Regions from separate parts of the Homo sapiens genome. Here region 1 is linked to region 2. A link is a contact called in ENCODE Hi-C or POLR2A ChIA-PET data. All regions are on one chromosome and are shown on one strand. Each heading gives the region's core, a stretch centred on a gene start or an enhancer-like site at or near the end of the contact. The rest is flanking DNA. Distances are from core to core; before and after follow the strand shown.

Evidence for each region. A loop is a pair of places that touch in the nucleus more often than their neighbours do. ChIA-PET counts read pairs that join two places held with the same protein, here RNA polymerase II (POLR2A). Pooled maps may share reads with other maps.
Region 1: a loop to region 2 is called in a map of prostate gland, with 2.0 times the contacts of the local background. The contact joins two enhancer-like sites. A Hi-C loop is called at or near these places in 3 of 168 maps with a recorded cell type or tissue (dorsolateral prefrontal cortex, endothelial cell of hepatic sinusoid and prostate gland) and 1 of 50 pooled maps. POLR2A ChIA-PET finds 5 or more read pairs at or near these places in 2 of 52 experiments (OCI-LY7 and activated B cell).

What each region holds. Positions count from the first base shown.
Region 1 is chr16:27,774,896-27,782,188 of GRCh38, reverse strand. KATNIP (katanin interacting protein) reads right to left here. Exons shown (of 28, transcript NM_015202.5): 24 at 7,105-7,244; 25 at 5,160-5,261; 26 at 4,419-4,579; 27 at 4,220-4,308; 28 at 1,845-3,615. The coding sequence ends at 3,560. Among named protein-coding and RNA genes, the nearest start is that of KATNIP, 230 kb to the right of the region's middle. RefSeq lists an enhancer at 7,214-7,293. Within about 2 kb of position 2,884, at least 3 of the 41 ENCODE cell types and tissues checked have a DNase peak (open chromatin) inside an H3K27ac peak, as active enhancers do; they include dorsolateral prefrontal cortex, where a contact is called at or near this core.
Region 2 is chr16:27,685,964-27,693,214 of GRCh38, reverse strand. All of the region lies in intron 8 of KATNIP (katanin interacting protein), which reads right to left. Among named protein-coding and RNA genes, the nearest start is that of KATNIP, 140 kb to the right of the region's middle. Within about 2 kb of position 3,439, at least 2 of the 41 ENCODE cell types and tissues checked have a DNase peak (open chromatin) inside an H3K27ac peak, as active enhancers do; they include dorsolateral prefrontal cortex, where a contact is called at or near this core.

The sequences.
Region 1 (7,293 bases), core at 1,635-4,134, 90 kb before region 2:
GGTGTCACCTGATGGTCGTCCTGTCTCTGCCCATCTGGGGGCTGAGGAGTGGGAGTGACAGGCTAGGAAGGAGCCCTCTCTCCTTTTTCCTCCCTGGAGAGGGAAGAGGAGCTGGGAGATTCCAGCCTGGGACATTTCTTGAACCCCAGGCTGGAGGTGGGGCAGAAAGGGAGGCCCGCTGAGCAAGCAGGATTGGTGAACGGACCGGGGCCTGCCTGCGGACGGGTTTTATTCAATACTTGGCTCACTCAGTGTGTGTTTGCCTGTTTGTTGAAGTTGAGCCAACATTTAAAAGTTAGATTTCACATTAAAGATAAAAGAAACGCCTGGCTGTCTGGCTTCTCTTAGAAACCTTGAAGACCGAGCCGGGCGAGGTGGCTCACGCCTGTAATCCCAGCACTTTCGGAGGCTGAGGCGGGTGGATCACGAGGTCAGGAGATCAAGACCATCCTGGCTAACATGGTGAAACCCTGTCTCTACTAAAAATACAGAAAAATTAGCCGGGCGTGGTGGCGGGCGCCTGTAGTCCCAGCTACTTGGGAGAATGAGGCAGGAGAATGGCATGAACCTGGGAGGCAGAGCTTGCAGTGAGCCAAGATCACACCACTGTACTCCAGCCTAGGCGACAGAGCCAGAGCCAGACTCTGTCTCAATTAAAAAAAAAAAAAAAAAAAAAAAAAAAGAAACCTTGAAGACCGGATGTTGCTGGCCCCTTGGATCTGAGGTGTGGCTGACCCCTTCGAAGGGCCTGTGCCGCCGTGTCAACCACGGTCCTTGCAGGCCAGTGTTGACATCACTCCCTGACATCACTTGTCTGGCCCCTGAATAACAGGACTCCACCCCAGGGCTCTGGCAGGGGCTGGAGAGGCTCAGCAGAGCTGAGAGGCTGGGACACCCCTGCCGGCCTCCCACTCTCACAGAGGGAATGCTGGAAGGTCTGGGCTGCCCTCGAGGGTCTCCAGGGCTGGCCCAGAGATCCTTCCACCAAAAGGAGGGAGGGCGACTGCTTTCCAACACTAGCATGGCTGGGCACAGCCAGGCCCGTCTCTTAGGAAATCAGAGGGAACAGGGGGCATGGAGCAGGCCGGCCGGAGCCCCTGCTGTTTTCCCTCTATGCTTGGGGCTGGGCCTCTCCTGGCTGGACAGAGGGGGCTCTCTCCTCTGACCCACACAGTGAAGCAAAGTAGGGTTTCTAAAGGACTCTCCTACCTGCTGCCAGTGCTATTGCCGGTGCCTGAACTGCAGTGTGACCCTCCTCAACTGAGCCCTCTTTCCACTCAAGGGCTGCTTTATCCAGAAGCCACAAGCTGCCAACACTCACCCCTGGAGGCAGCAGGGGCATGGGGGTGGGCAGGGAGGAGGTCCAGGAACTGGGGGTCTGGGGGCCACCATTCCAGGATCCACACATGGTGAAGGGAAACCCCAGGGCCAAAGACCCAAGTGTTGTCACCCCCACCTCAACTCTCCAGGGGCCCTCTCAGGATTTGTGCATTGGCTAATAGCTTCCAAAGCTGTGTGTCCCAGGAAAGCTGCACAACCTCTCTGTGTCTCAGCTCCCTTATCTGTAAAGTGAGGATAATAATAGTGCCCACCCCAAAGGGTTGTGTTACGTGGATTAAACAAGTTAGAGCCAGGCATGTAATCACCACTCTCTATGGATGAGCTACTGTTGTCTGCTCATACGGCAGGACAATCTCATTGAGTAGTCAGGGCGAGATCATGACCCCATCTGCAGCTCAGTGAGGGCTTCTCTGTGTCACTCAGCTCCTGGAGGCAGCATGGACTCCCCATCTGACCCCAAATCCGGTGACTCGGACTATATTCTTAATAACATCTTTTATTAATTTTGCAAGAGGAAAAAAATAGAAATTTATTTTAGAGTTAAAGCTTGTACAGCCTTTTTTTCCCCTCCTAAATTGCACAGTACATACGATTATTATAAACATCAGCTGCGGTTCTGGGAGTGAGCTTGTGTCGTGTTAGTGCCATCTCCCTGACAAATCTGACCTGTACCCACATCTCAGCTGGGAAGGAGTAGCTGGGCCTCCCTTTAATGCAGCGGCACTGGTTTGGGTCACAAGAGCTGGTTTGATCAACCCCTGACTCCCCCTGGCGGGAGGTGCTCGTCACATCTGGGAGCTGAGCAGAGGTGCCGGGGGCTTGGAAGCTGGAGAAATGATGGATCTTTCTCCAGGAGAAACAATTCTTATCTTCACATCAGCCCCGTGCTCCAAATGAAAAGCGCGTTTGCATAGCTGCTCGAGCCCAGGCTGCTAAGCTCATGAAGTATTTGCCGGGGCTCTCGGTTGCATAGGAACGTACCTCGAGTACAGTACTGCGGCGGGCCGGGCTGGGCGCCAGAAAAACAACGGATTAATATTTGCAACGAGAAATTACCCACTACTGGGAAACCAATTAGGTCCCTGATCCGAGCTTGTTACATCGATGCATATAGATGCGTTCTGGGCTTCACTCGGCTGGGGGTGCAAGGCACATTTCCAACTCGCTGGGAAGTGGCTGAAGGGGGAGAAGGGGTGGGGGCCTGGGAAAGGAGCACCTCACTGCCTGCCTCCAAGGGCACAGGGGCAGAGACAGAAAGCAGCCACATCAGTGAGCACAGCCGTGATCAGACCAGGAGGGACATGTGGCAGAGAGTGCAGGGAGGGCCTGCTCAAGGGTGAGGGGAGATGGGGGATTGTCCTCAGTGTTCCCCAACACCTGCATCCAGAGGGCACTGGGGTGAGTTCTTCTGGCCCTCTGGGGTCTGGAGCTGCCAGCCTGCTGGCCACCCACCCACCCTTCCTGGCCCGGCAGCAGCACGCAGATGATACCCTGGCCTGCCAGAGTGGGCCCAGCTCTTGCCAAGGTGGATGGCGGGTGGCCCAGCTGACTTCCTTCCCTCTGCAGGATGCACACAGCCTTGGCCAATCCCTTATCAGGCCCGATGAGAGGAGAGAGGCCCCTATACCGGGATGAGAGAGGGTCTTGTGGACCCCTGTAACCAGGAAACTACCCCAACCTCTCAGCCAGCTCCACCAGTCCCCAAATGAGACAAGGATGCGCAGGGGATGGGGGGTGTTGGCCGCTGAAGCTCAGGTTTCTGAAGGCAGTCTCCCTGGGCAGTGCCCTGCTTACTGGAGTTGCGGGGTAGGGTCTGGTCTCCCACTGTCCTGCTCAGCCATTCTCTGGGCCCTCTGAGGCTGGATGGGATGCCTCCCCACCCCGTCATTGTCCTGTTCTGAGTCAGGGTCAGCCCAGGCCCTAGTGGTCATGGGCCCTGCTTTGCTGGGTCTCACAGCAGAGGCATGAAGGCGGGTGTCCTGGGCTCCCTGTGGCCAACCCAGAACTGCAGGGGATCTCTTTGCCCTGCAGCCACAGCCATCTGTCACTCTGGTAGTATCCAGGGCTGTCCTCCCGAGTCCCCTCTTCCCAGCGGGCTCCCCTCAACACTGTGGTTCGCTTCCAGCTCCTGGGACTGAGGGTGAGGGACGCAGGCACTGAGTGGGGCTGCTGACGGAGCCCACCATAGTGGGAGGACCAGCTCTCCCTCCTTCACCAGTCAGCAGCGCCGTCGTCTCGTCTCCTTCTCGCTGATGCAGGTTTTGGGACGTAAGGCTGTCATGACAGGGAACAGAGGGACCAGAGTTACTAAGTCTCAAACCCTGGAGGGGTGCCCCACACTCCCCAGTGAAATCCAGCAGCCTGGGTTGCCATTCAAGGCCCTTGGAAAAGTCCCTGCTCTCGGGGCGCCTGGCACGCTGGCCCCTTCCCTCCGCCTGGAGCAGGCTCTGCCACAACACCCCTCTCAGCCTTTGCCCAGGCTGCCTGGCACACTCCTCACATCCTTTAGGATCCAGCTCAAACATCACCTCCTCCGGGAAGCCCTCACCTTGGGCATCCTCTATTGGTTTCCCACGGCCCGGGGCAAACCCCTTTAACATGGTGCTCTGTCCCTGACTGCTTCCCCACTCTGTGCCCACGACACTTAGATTCAGGAAGCTCCACTGTGTTACAGGTGCCTGCAAGAAGATGGAAGCATGTTGCTCCCCTGGTTCCATCCTCTTCAGTCCCTCCCTAGGCCTTTGGGCAGGCTCCTGGGCAGAGGAGAGCGGTCTAGGGGCAGGCAGGGGTGAGGGTGGGGGTGCAAGGCCACCAGCTCCTTCTATATTCAGACCGAGCTCCCAAGGCACAATGCTCTGGGCAGAGAAACGCCACTGACCTGGGTCAACAACGCTCTGCTTCCGTTTCGCGTTGGTAATGATTTGGTTTTCATTCATCATCTGGACATCTTGATCCTCGGCCTGATTACTGAGGGTAGGAAGGAAACACAAGATTCGATCAGGCTCCTGGCCGTGTGTCCCAGCCATCCATCCTCCTTAGGGCTGGTGGGGAGGCCATGGGGCCGGCTGGGGCCCTACCTGATGGTGGTGTGTTTCTCCTGGTGGCGGATGTCCCTGTCCTCGGTGAAGAGGATGGTGTGGTAGGGCACGGTGGGCTCACATGTGGGCAGGATGCCCCCCACCAGGTGGCTCACCATGGCCAGGATCCCATTGTACACAAGCAGGTCGTCCACCAGGAGCTGCAGGGACACGGGGCAGGACTCATGGGTCCCCCTCGTCCCTCCCACGTTGACCTTGGGCAGAACGCGTTACTGCTCTGAGCCAAGGCTTTCTCCTCGGGAAGACGGGGCTGTCAGGAACAAGCGCCTACTGTGTGCTGTGTCTGCCTTGTGATTTCAGATCTTCACAACCATTGGGAAAGGCAGGAGCTATCAGCATGCATTGCAGATGAGGAAATTGAGGCCCGAGGGGCTTTAATACCATTAGCACAAGTGGCAGAGCTGGAGGCAAACTTGGGTCTCTGGTATCCAGGGTCCCTGTTTTCCCCATCCCAGGGTCACCGCCCCAAACCAGTGGGATTCTAGAGGAAAAGACGAAAGAAAACCCACTTTCTATTTGCTCAGGGTGACACTGAAATCACTGCCAGCAGGTTCTGAATTCATGGTTGGGTGGGAAATTCGCCTGCATCTGACGACCAGGCATTTGTGTTGAGGGTTGCAACAGAGAGAAGTAAATCAAACTGCGACAAATGATAATTGCCGGCGGCCTAATTACCAACGAGCATAATTATCTCAAAAAACTCAGCTAATAAGTACTTACGCCAAACTCCTTCACCCCTCGATGGGGTGTTTTCGCATAATTCCACAGTTTGATCATTGACACGGTGGTAGGCAGATCGAAAATCACATAAACCCGGTTCACCTGTCAGAGAGCGGCACTAATTAAAACAGGCATGTTTGGAAACAGAGGCGCTTGGCTGGGCTGGGGGTGCCAGGCGTGGGCTGGGGTGAGCGGTGGTGCCCAAGGCAGCGCCTGCCACGTGGGCCAGCCTGGAGTTCCGCCCCCTTTCATCTCCTCGAAGCCCATCTTGAGTCAGGTCACGTGTGGCTGCATTTGCAACAAACCGCTGAGCTGGCTTTTGGAGGGCCTGTGTTCTTGGGCCTGTCGGAGCCCTCATTTAAATGCCAGTGGAGGATTGGGAACATCCTCGGCCCTCCCCCACGTCCCCTCAGGTCAGGCCCAGAAATAGTCTAGAGCCCCATGAGCTAAAGGGACAGTCCCCAACTCGGGTTGAGCACCAGCCATGGTGATCAGCATCTGACCCTGTCTGTCCTTTCCCCAAACCATCACTGAGAAGCAACGCCAAGGTGCTGCTGGACAATGTCCAGGGCGTGTCTGTGAACCTCCGCTGGGGGAGTAAAAAGGGGGCTGTCTAGATCGGGGCAGAATCCAGTGGGAAAAGTGGGACGGAGCAGCCTCAAACAGCCCTCCCTCTCCCCACCCCCAACCAAAGCTCTCAGATATTAGGGGAGGCCCTCCCTTGCAAGACAGAATCAAGAAATAAGCATTCCACACTGGCCACAGACTGCAGGCTCAGTCCTGCCCCAGGCCCTGGTCCCCAGCCTGTGACCATCCTCAGAATATGCCAAGAGGGAGTGCGGCTGCTCGGGTAGGGCCAGCCTCCTGGCTGGACCATGGAAACAATAAAGGTCAGGGTGAGGGTCTCCAAACTCAGTTGCCTGTGAGGCTCAAGCAGATACAGATGTTGGAGTCCAGCCGCGAGAGCAACAGCTGAAGTCGCCGCACCCCAAAAGGCCTTCCAGTGCTAGACAATGGAAAATACCCGCTGGCCGTCAGTGGGTGGCCTGAGTCTCAGGGAGGACAGAGCTCTGTTGCCCCCTCTGCAATGGGGCAGGGGAAGCTGAGGACGCTCAATAGGGGGGGTCTAATTTTAGGGTGGCCTTTGGAAAACTTCCGTCATAGAATTGCTGATGCTGTACCTTCCTGTGTTTTCAGAGAAAAAGGTGCCCCCGATCCCCCACTCAGTCCCATGGCATGGACAAGGGACACATCCCTAGTCATATGGCTGCCAAGAACCCGCTGTGCATCTCTACCAGGCACCTGGCCCTGGGCTGAGAGGCTGCAGGGGGGCTGACCACCCCGTCCATGCCCTCTCCCCTTCCTCTCCACCACAACCAACCACGTCTTCTCACCATGAGGCCTCAGAGCTAAAAGCTAAGCAGGACCCAGTGCAAGATTTGAGATCTGGGAAACTGAGTCAGTTGGTCGGAAGAGCTGACCAGGCCAATTTAGGGCCAGAAGGAGGGCAGGGCGGCCGTACTGGGGTCATCTACCTGGTGATGTAGGAAGGGGCAGAAACCGTGAGTGTGCGGAGAGCTGGGTGGGGAGGAAGAGGGCACAGTGGCTGCAAAGCCAGGCAGAGCAGAGAACCAGAGAGGGCTGCCTGCAGGGACCCAGGACGCCCAAGCCCTCAGGCAGTTGTGCTGGGGTTCCTGGCTTCAGATTCCCATGGGACCCCTTTCGCCCCAGGTGTCCACTTATAAAAGAGAAAGAACTGCTGGCCTGGAAGAGCTGACCCCATCAGGCAAGTTAGCAAAGACCTAAACCTTTCTGACAGCTCCCAAGCATCTTGGCTTGAGATTAACTTGACCTGGAAGAAAGACGTGTCACTGAGACCAGGGAAAGAAAGTCCCCCTGCCCGCCTGAGGGCCAGGAGCTGCGGTGGCCGCTGCCGGGAACCCACCAGGCCCGGCAGGATGGGAGCCAGCCACATGTGCCGGCCATCACTGGTGTCGTTCACTTGGTCGATGAGCTTGTCTGGGGTGCGGACGTCCCCGCCCACACCCTCCAGGGAGTTCACGCTGTCGGGGAAGGCCGCAATATCTGAGGAGACGTCTAAGTTGCCATAACCCAAATCTGTGTGCTCGGGGCT
Region 2 (7,251 bases), core at 2,190-4,689:
AGAGATGAGAAAGTAAAGCAAACATGGGCTGAGAATGAGGTTTGGAAGAAACTCTGTTTAGCAAGCTATGTTGCAGATTCTTATTGTTATGGAAACAAGCAACAGGTAAAAGGATGGGGAAGATCTCACCAGTATCTTCCTTACTCAGTGCAAAAAGGATCAGGTCCTGAAATAGCCAGGAGGACCACAAAAGGAGTGAAGGAAGCTGAAGGATGTGGTTTTGAGCTATACTGGAGCTGAAGCCAAAACACCCCAAAGTATAGACACACCCTCGCCCCTAACGCAGAAATGAGTTATCCACAAAGTCAAAGGTACTTCGTTACCAGGCTTACGACCTGCACTATGCTGTGAGCTTCTTTGGTTGAGTGAGATGCTGCTCTTGGTGTGGGAGTACAGGGGTCGGAGGAACGGGCACACTTTCTGCCCTCATTGACCTTGTAGTCACAAAGCAGAGACAGACATGGGTCAGGTACATGCAGAGGGTAAGGGGCTGCTCATGATGGGAGGGGACGCACTGTCATTTGAGATGTACCATCTGGGAAGAGGATATCTGAGTGGGGACACGAAGGCGGTGAGCCCTGGGAATACCCTGCTCTTCCCTTCGCCTGGAACAGCAGGTGCCAGGCCCTGGTAGGTCAAGCTCAGCACACTGAGGAGTGGCAAGGGGGCTGGAATGGGGGGCAAGGGGAAGGATGGTTAGCAACGAGGGTGGAGAGGTTGCGGGCTCAGTTCTTGTAGAGCCTCAGCTACTTCATGAGGTCATACCCATCTTGTTTACTGTTGTATCCCTGACACCTGGCATTATAATTTTTGCTAAATGGATGGATGAAAAATGACTTAAACCCCAAACCTTGTAAATCTAAGTATTTGTGAATATCACCCAACCACATGGTTCTCTCCATCATCTGTAGTAAAGCACAGTTGAAAAAATCAAGCTCCCTTTAGACCCTATAGACAATTCCATAAATAAGGGACCAAGATTGTGTCAAAGCTAAACAAATGCACCAGCACCTGACACGTGGGGTGCAAACACCAGCATTGGTAGAAGGCTTGGGCAGCACCAGGACAAGTAGAACCTGAAATTCACAAGCTCATTCACCATTTCCCGCATGAAGCACTTATAAAATTTGTCTAAAAAGAACCATGTGGTGACCCTTATCTTTTTACTGCCAATCTTTGGGCAAGAGCCTGTTCCTCTTATGCCTCATCAGTCTGGGGCTGGGATGGAACAAGAGGCCTCTGAGATAGCTTGGAAGCTCGTCTCATGACCTGTGAGCAGGCGGGATGATCTGTCCTTGGCTGCTGCAGCCCTATGCTCACTTCCTCTTGGACAAGGAGAGTCACAAAGGCATCTTTCTCCAGTAGAGACCAGTTTTATCTGCACAGACCCTTTTGCCCCTGAGCGTCTTTCATTTGGGAGGAAATGCTCCTCCAGCAACATGATCATCAGGTGCTGTCTGTGCCCTTTGAGTCATATTATGCTAAGAACATGCTTTTAAAAATTAAATCACCCTTTCTCCAAGTGAAGGTCAATGCTGCAGCTCCACTACCAGAGCTTTTCCCATCCTGGCTTTCCAGAACCGTCCTACATGGCGCCCCAGTTCTCCAAAATCACGTTCCCTCTGTGCACTCCCTCACACCGCACACACGTGCACACGAGGTAACCACCTTTTAATTCTTTTTGATGCTCTCATCGCTCACTTGGGCGAATGCTAGCCTGAATACCCCATGATGGTGGATTTATTCCCATCACAGACCTAGAGGATGGTGGATCTATTCACACAGTCCATTTGTGCCACCAGCAAAAGCCAAATTGCACATTTTAACTTCTCCCAAACTGCTCTTTTCTGGTTGAGAACCATCCCTCTTCCGATAACTTTGCTTTATCTTCACTTCACCAGTGTTTGGCTTTCTTCTCTCTCACAGAGAAACAAAAGGTGTATCAATTCAGGAAATTTACCATGAATGCAACACATGTCACACAGAAGACGTGAGGGCACGAGGCTGCCGGTCGGCTCACCAGCCACCAGCTGTGACTTGAAAAGCTCAAATTCAGAGTCTCAGCAAAATTACCCCTTTCTACATGCAAGGGGCCTTGGAGGTCACCTGGGAAGCCACCGAAATGGCGAATATGAAATTTAAGGACAACAAGGGTCTATTATAGCAATCATAAACCGGCAGCCCACAGGCATAACCTGCCTACAGAGATGTATTGTGTCACTTTCACTTTTTTAGAAAAATTGAAAATAGATGCCAAGCTCAAAAAAAAAGGAAATCCACCTGAAAATTGGGATTCCTGGCATCTCCTGAAAAGTAATACCATCTGGCAACCCTGGAACAGTATTCATATGTGGGAACCATCGGCTGGAGCTAGGTGATGGCGCCCCCTTTCGACAGGGCTGAAATGCTCCAGTTTCCACAGTGCACCCCACTCCCTGTGGTCACATGCCTGGTAGGCCTTGAAACTGTACACTATGTTGTGTGGCAAAAAGTCCAGGGAAATGGTAGACATAGCCTTGTTTTGTCTTCAGATGTCCACACTCACTTCTAAAAGCCAAGAGGGAGGTGGGGAAGGGAGAGTGTGCCCTGGGACAATGTTCTAGGCCTGAGTGCTCCAAAGCCTCCATGCATTTCCAAATGGGCCAACGTCATCAGGCTACCTGCTTCCTATGGCATCGGGAACTGCAACAAGTGGCCACGAATTCCTCCCACCCCTGTATGTGGACCGCTGCAATGTGGTTTTGCAGCATTTTCCATTAGGAGCTAGTGTCTGTTTCTCTAGCTGGGCTTGGCCTGGTGGCTTTCATTTTATTTTTATTTATTTTTCTATCTATCTATCTATCTATCTATCATCTATCTATCTATCTATCTATCTATCTATCTATCTATCTATCTATCTGAGATGGGGTCTCACTCTGTCACCCGGGCTGGAGTGCCATGGAATGAGTATGGCTCACTGCAGCCTTGACTTCCCTGTGCTCAAGTCATCCTCTTGCCTCAGCCTCCTGTGTAGCTGGGACCACAGGCATGCACCACATCACCCAGCTAGTTTTATTATTATTATTATTATTATTTGTAGAGATGAGGTATCACTTTGTTGCCCAGGCTGGTCTTGAACTCCCAGGCTCAAGTGATCCTCTCGCCTCGGACTCCCAAAGTGCTAGGCTTACACGCATGAGGCACTGCAGCCGGCCCTGCCTGGTGACTTTCTTTGGCTAACAGGACATTAGCAATCATGACCAAGCAGTCTTTAAAAAGCACCCAGGCATGGGCTTGTCCTCTCTTGCTGCCCTGAAATCACCAGTGCTAGAGAATAAGACTCTATGGGGCCAAGATGGGCTGTCCTAGCCAAGGTCCTCAGGACAAACAAAACTGCCAGACATGTGAGTAAGGCTGTCCTAGACCATCTGGCCCAGCCACCTGCTAGCTCACTACAGAACAGCCCAGTCCACCCACAGACTCATGAGCAATCATAAAACGGTTGCTGTTTTAAGCCACTACATTTTGGGGTGGGTTGTCAGGCAGTAATAGTTAGCCGACAGACCTGGCTTGTTAAGGCCTGTGTTCTTCTCATCTCTAAAGCTGCTTTTGGGACTTTTCTTGATGGCAGGTGCTGTCTGCAGCCCTGTCATCATTCTGCCACTGTCTCTCCCTGAGCCCAGGAGTGCGGGTGATTTTCAAGGACAGCAATCAAGGCCCCCAGACTAAATGACTTCTACTCTTGGATGTTACAGTCCATTGCTCTACACTGCCTCCGTAGAATCTGTGGCAAAATGTCCTATGTGGTTGACTTTTTTTTTTTTTTAGACGGAGTCTCACTCTGTCATCCAGGCTGGAGTCCAGTGGCGTGATCTCACTGCAACCTCCACCTCCTAGGTTCAAGTGATTCTCCAACCTCAGCCTCCTGAGTAGCTGGGACTACAGGCACATGCCACCACACCCAGCTAATTTTCATATTTTTAGTAGAGATGGGGTTCTGACATGTTGGCCAGGCTGGTCTCAAACTCCTGACCTCAAGTGATCCACCTGCCTTGGCCTCCCAAAATGCTGGCATTACAGGCATGATCTACTACGCCTGGCCACCTATGTGGTTCATTTTTATATGAAATGGATAGCAGTGGCTTTTGTCTACCTGGCACTATGATCTTCACAGCACCTATGGTTTCCTTCAGGGAACCATTCTTTCCTCACCTTTCTCAGCCTTTTGGGTGGCTATGACCCCACTCCTGGCCCTGGCTGTAGTGGATCTTTGCAGATCTGACTCCACTTCTGGCTCAGCCTGGGCCATGCCAGACTACCTCTCCCTGACCATGGAGGAGGGAGGCTGGTTCAGGAGAGAGCTGGTTCTTGAACTAAGAAAAGAACTGTCTCTCTCACCTGGGGATTGCAAAGCAGATAGTAAAGGAAGCCTGGAGCCACTGGGGGCCATCTCTAGGCCATCAATGAAATGCCTGCCTGGTAGTAACTAGAGACATGGGTCTCAAAGTGTGTTCTCTAAACCAGTAATGTCAGGATCGCCTGGGAACTTGCTAGGAATTAAAACACTTACCTCTACCTCAGACACACTGAAGCAGAAATTCTGGGATTGGGGCCCAATAATCTGATTTATTTTATTTTACTTATTGAGACGGAGTCTCACTCTGTTGCCCAGGCTGGAGTGCAGTGGTGCGATCTTGGGTCACTGCAACCTCTGCCTCCCGGGTTCAAGCAATTCTCCTGTCTCAGCCTCCTGAGTAGCTGGGACCACAGGTGACCGCCACCATGTCCGGCTAACTTGTATTTTTAGTAGAGATGGGGTTTCACCGTACTGGTCAGGCTGATCTTGAACTCCTGACCTCAGGAGATCCACCCTCCTCAGCCTCCCAAAGTGCTGGGATTACAGGTGTGAGTCACCATGTCCGGCCAATCTGATTATTTTAATTATTATTTTATTTAAGAACAAAATAGAGACAAGGTCTCACTACACCGCCCAGGCTGGTCTTGAACTCCTGGGTTCAAATGAGTCTCCTGCCTCAGCCTCCCAAAGCGCTAGGATTACAGGTGTGAGCCACCATGCTTGGCCAACAATCTGTGTTTTAATTGGCTTTGCAAGTAATTCTGATGCATGTCCAAGTTTGAGAACCACTGGGCTAGAGAAGTGTAAAGCTAAGTGATGAAACAGCTTCCCGAGAGACCATCTGAGCACCAGGATCCCACCATCCCTGAGGCCAATTCTACTATTCTGGAATTTTTAGGTCTGTGAGCAAGACATTCTCCTTTGTTGCTTGGGCTGATTAGGGTTTCTGTCACTTACTGTTAATGAACGCTGGCTAATATATTAAGAGTCTCTGGACTTTGGCAGAATGGTCTTGCTGTTGCAGGTTTTCCTGACAGGAACACTAAGTACAGGGCTGTCAAATTCCTCTAATTCACTCACACTGAGGGGTGTTGCTTTATTTCTGTGGTTGGCAGCTTGTCTGGGAAAAGTGGTTCAGATATATCACTTCCCTAGAGCACTGTGACAACTTGGACAGTAAACTTTCTGCATTAAAGACTAATGTTCTTTCACCCTCAAGAAGACAACAGGTTTCTAGAAGGAGATTATATTAGCTTTTCTGGAAGGCTTACGGATTGAGGTTGGAGCAATAGAGGACATGAGGCCCTTTCATTAGAACTAGGGACAGTTGCAGTGATAGAAAGGAATGAAGCTCTCTTGGAGTTGCATCACACACACATTTAATTGACACAAATTCAATTTTATGGGCTTAGTCTAAGAAAAAGGGGCAAGGGGAGAAATAACTCTTTATGGGGTACAAGCAAAAGGTTACACTTCTGGAATAGCAGACTATCTAATTCAGACCAACCTCTTGCTGGAACACAACTAGGAAACCTAGAAAATATTTTTAAATATTTAAAAAATCTATTTGAAAAAAAAAAGAGATCGTTTGAAGGCATGGAGAATGAACAGGGCTGTGAAGAATTACAGGGATATAGTAGACTGGAGAAAGAAACTCAGAGATGTAGACCCAACGTCTTGGAGGCCTTTCCTCTTAAGGTGCTACTGATTCTGATGAGAGCTGCCACAAGGCTGGGAAGCTGAGCAGAGCTGGCAACAGGTTCAGAGGCTACAGTCTGGGAGTGAGGGTGACCTGGAAGTAGCCAGGAGTGAAGGGCACAGAAAGGTTAACAATGTGGGCGAATCCAAATTACTGCTGATTATATAAAATAATAATCAGTAGTAATAATGTCTACTACTAATAATAATCAGTAGTAATAATCACTAGAAATAATGTCTAGTGGTGTTTAAAAGCTAGAGAGAATTAAAATGCATACAACAGTATTTAAGTTGGGAAAGGAAAAAATAGAGTTAGAGTTTGTAAGATACTTCCAATAAATGAGAAGTGGTAAACTTGCTAATTTAAAGTAAACCCTAGTAAGTCAAGAATGCATGTTGTAATCTCTGGTAATGACTAGAATAATAATAAAAAAAGAATGTATAACTAACAAGCTAATAGACAGGAAAAAAGAGAAATAATACAAAGCAATCAGTTCAAAGGAAGGCAAGAAAGGAGAGAAAGAGAAACATAAAACAGGAAAAACAAATAAAAAGCAAACAATAAGATAGTAGATGTAAACTCACATATATCAGCAATTACATTAAACATAAATGGACTGAATGCTCCCATTAAAACGCATAGATTGTTAGAGGATAAAACTAAAAACCAATTACGTGCTGCTTATAAGAGACAAACCTTAATATAAAGATACAGAAAGTTTGAAACTGAAAGGATAAAAAACAGTACACCATACAAATACTAACCAAAAGAAAGCCGGAGTAGCTTTATATCAGACAAAGTAGACTTTAAGGCAAAAAGCATTACTAGAGTGAGAAACAACACATAATGATAAAAGGTTCAATTCCCTTAGAAGATATAAAAAGTCAAATTCTGTATGTACCAAAAAAGACATCCCTCCCCGACCCCAGATACAGAGTAAAGCATACAAGCAGCCCACCCTCCAGATGTTGCCTTGAGGAGAGTGAGTTGGTTTGTGATTCTGCTGCACTTTTAGGAAGTTTCAGGTTCCTTGTGTCTCTGGTGGTGTGAACATCCCAGTGTTCTGAGCATGATGCCAGTGTCTAAAAACACACATTTCCCCTACAACCCTGACCCTAAACAAGGCCAGCTGCTTCTTCTGGGGCTCAGCCAAGAAGCTGTGATTTTTCCCACACTGGAGGAGAGACAGACTGTCTTGGGCTTACTGAGAGTTCAT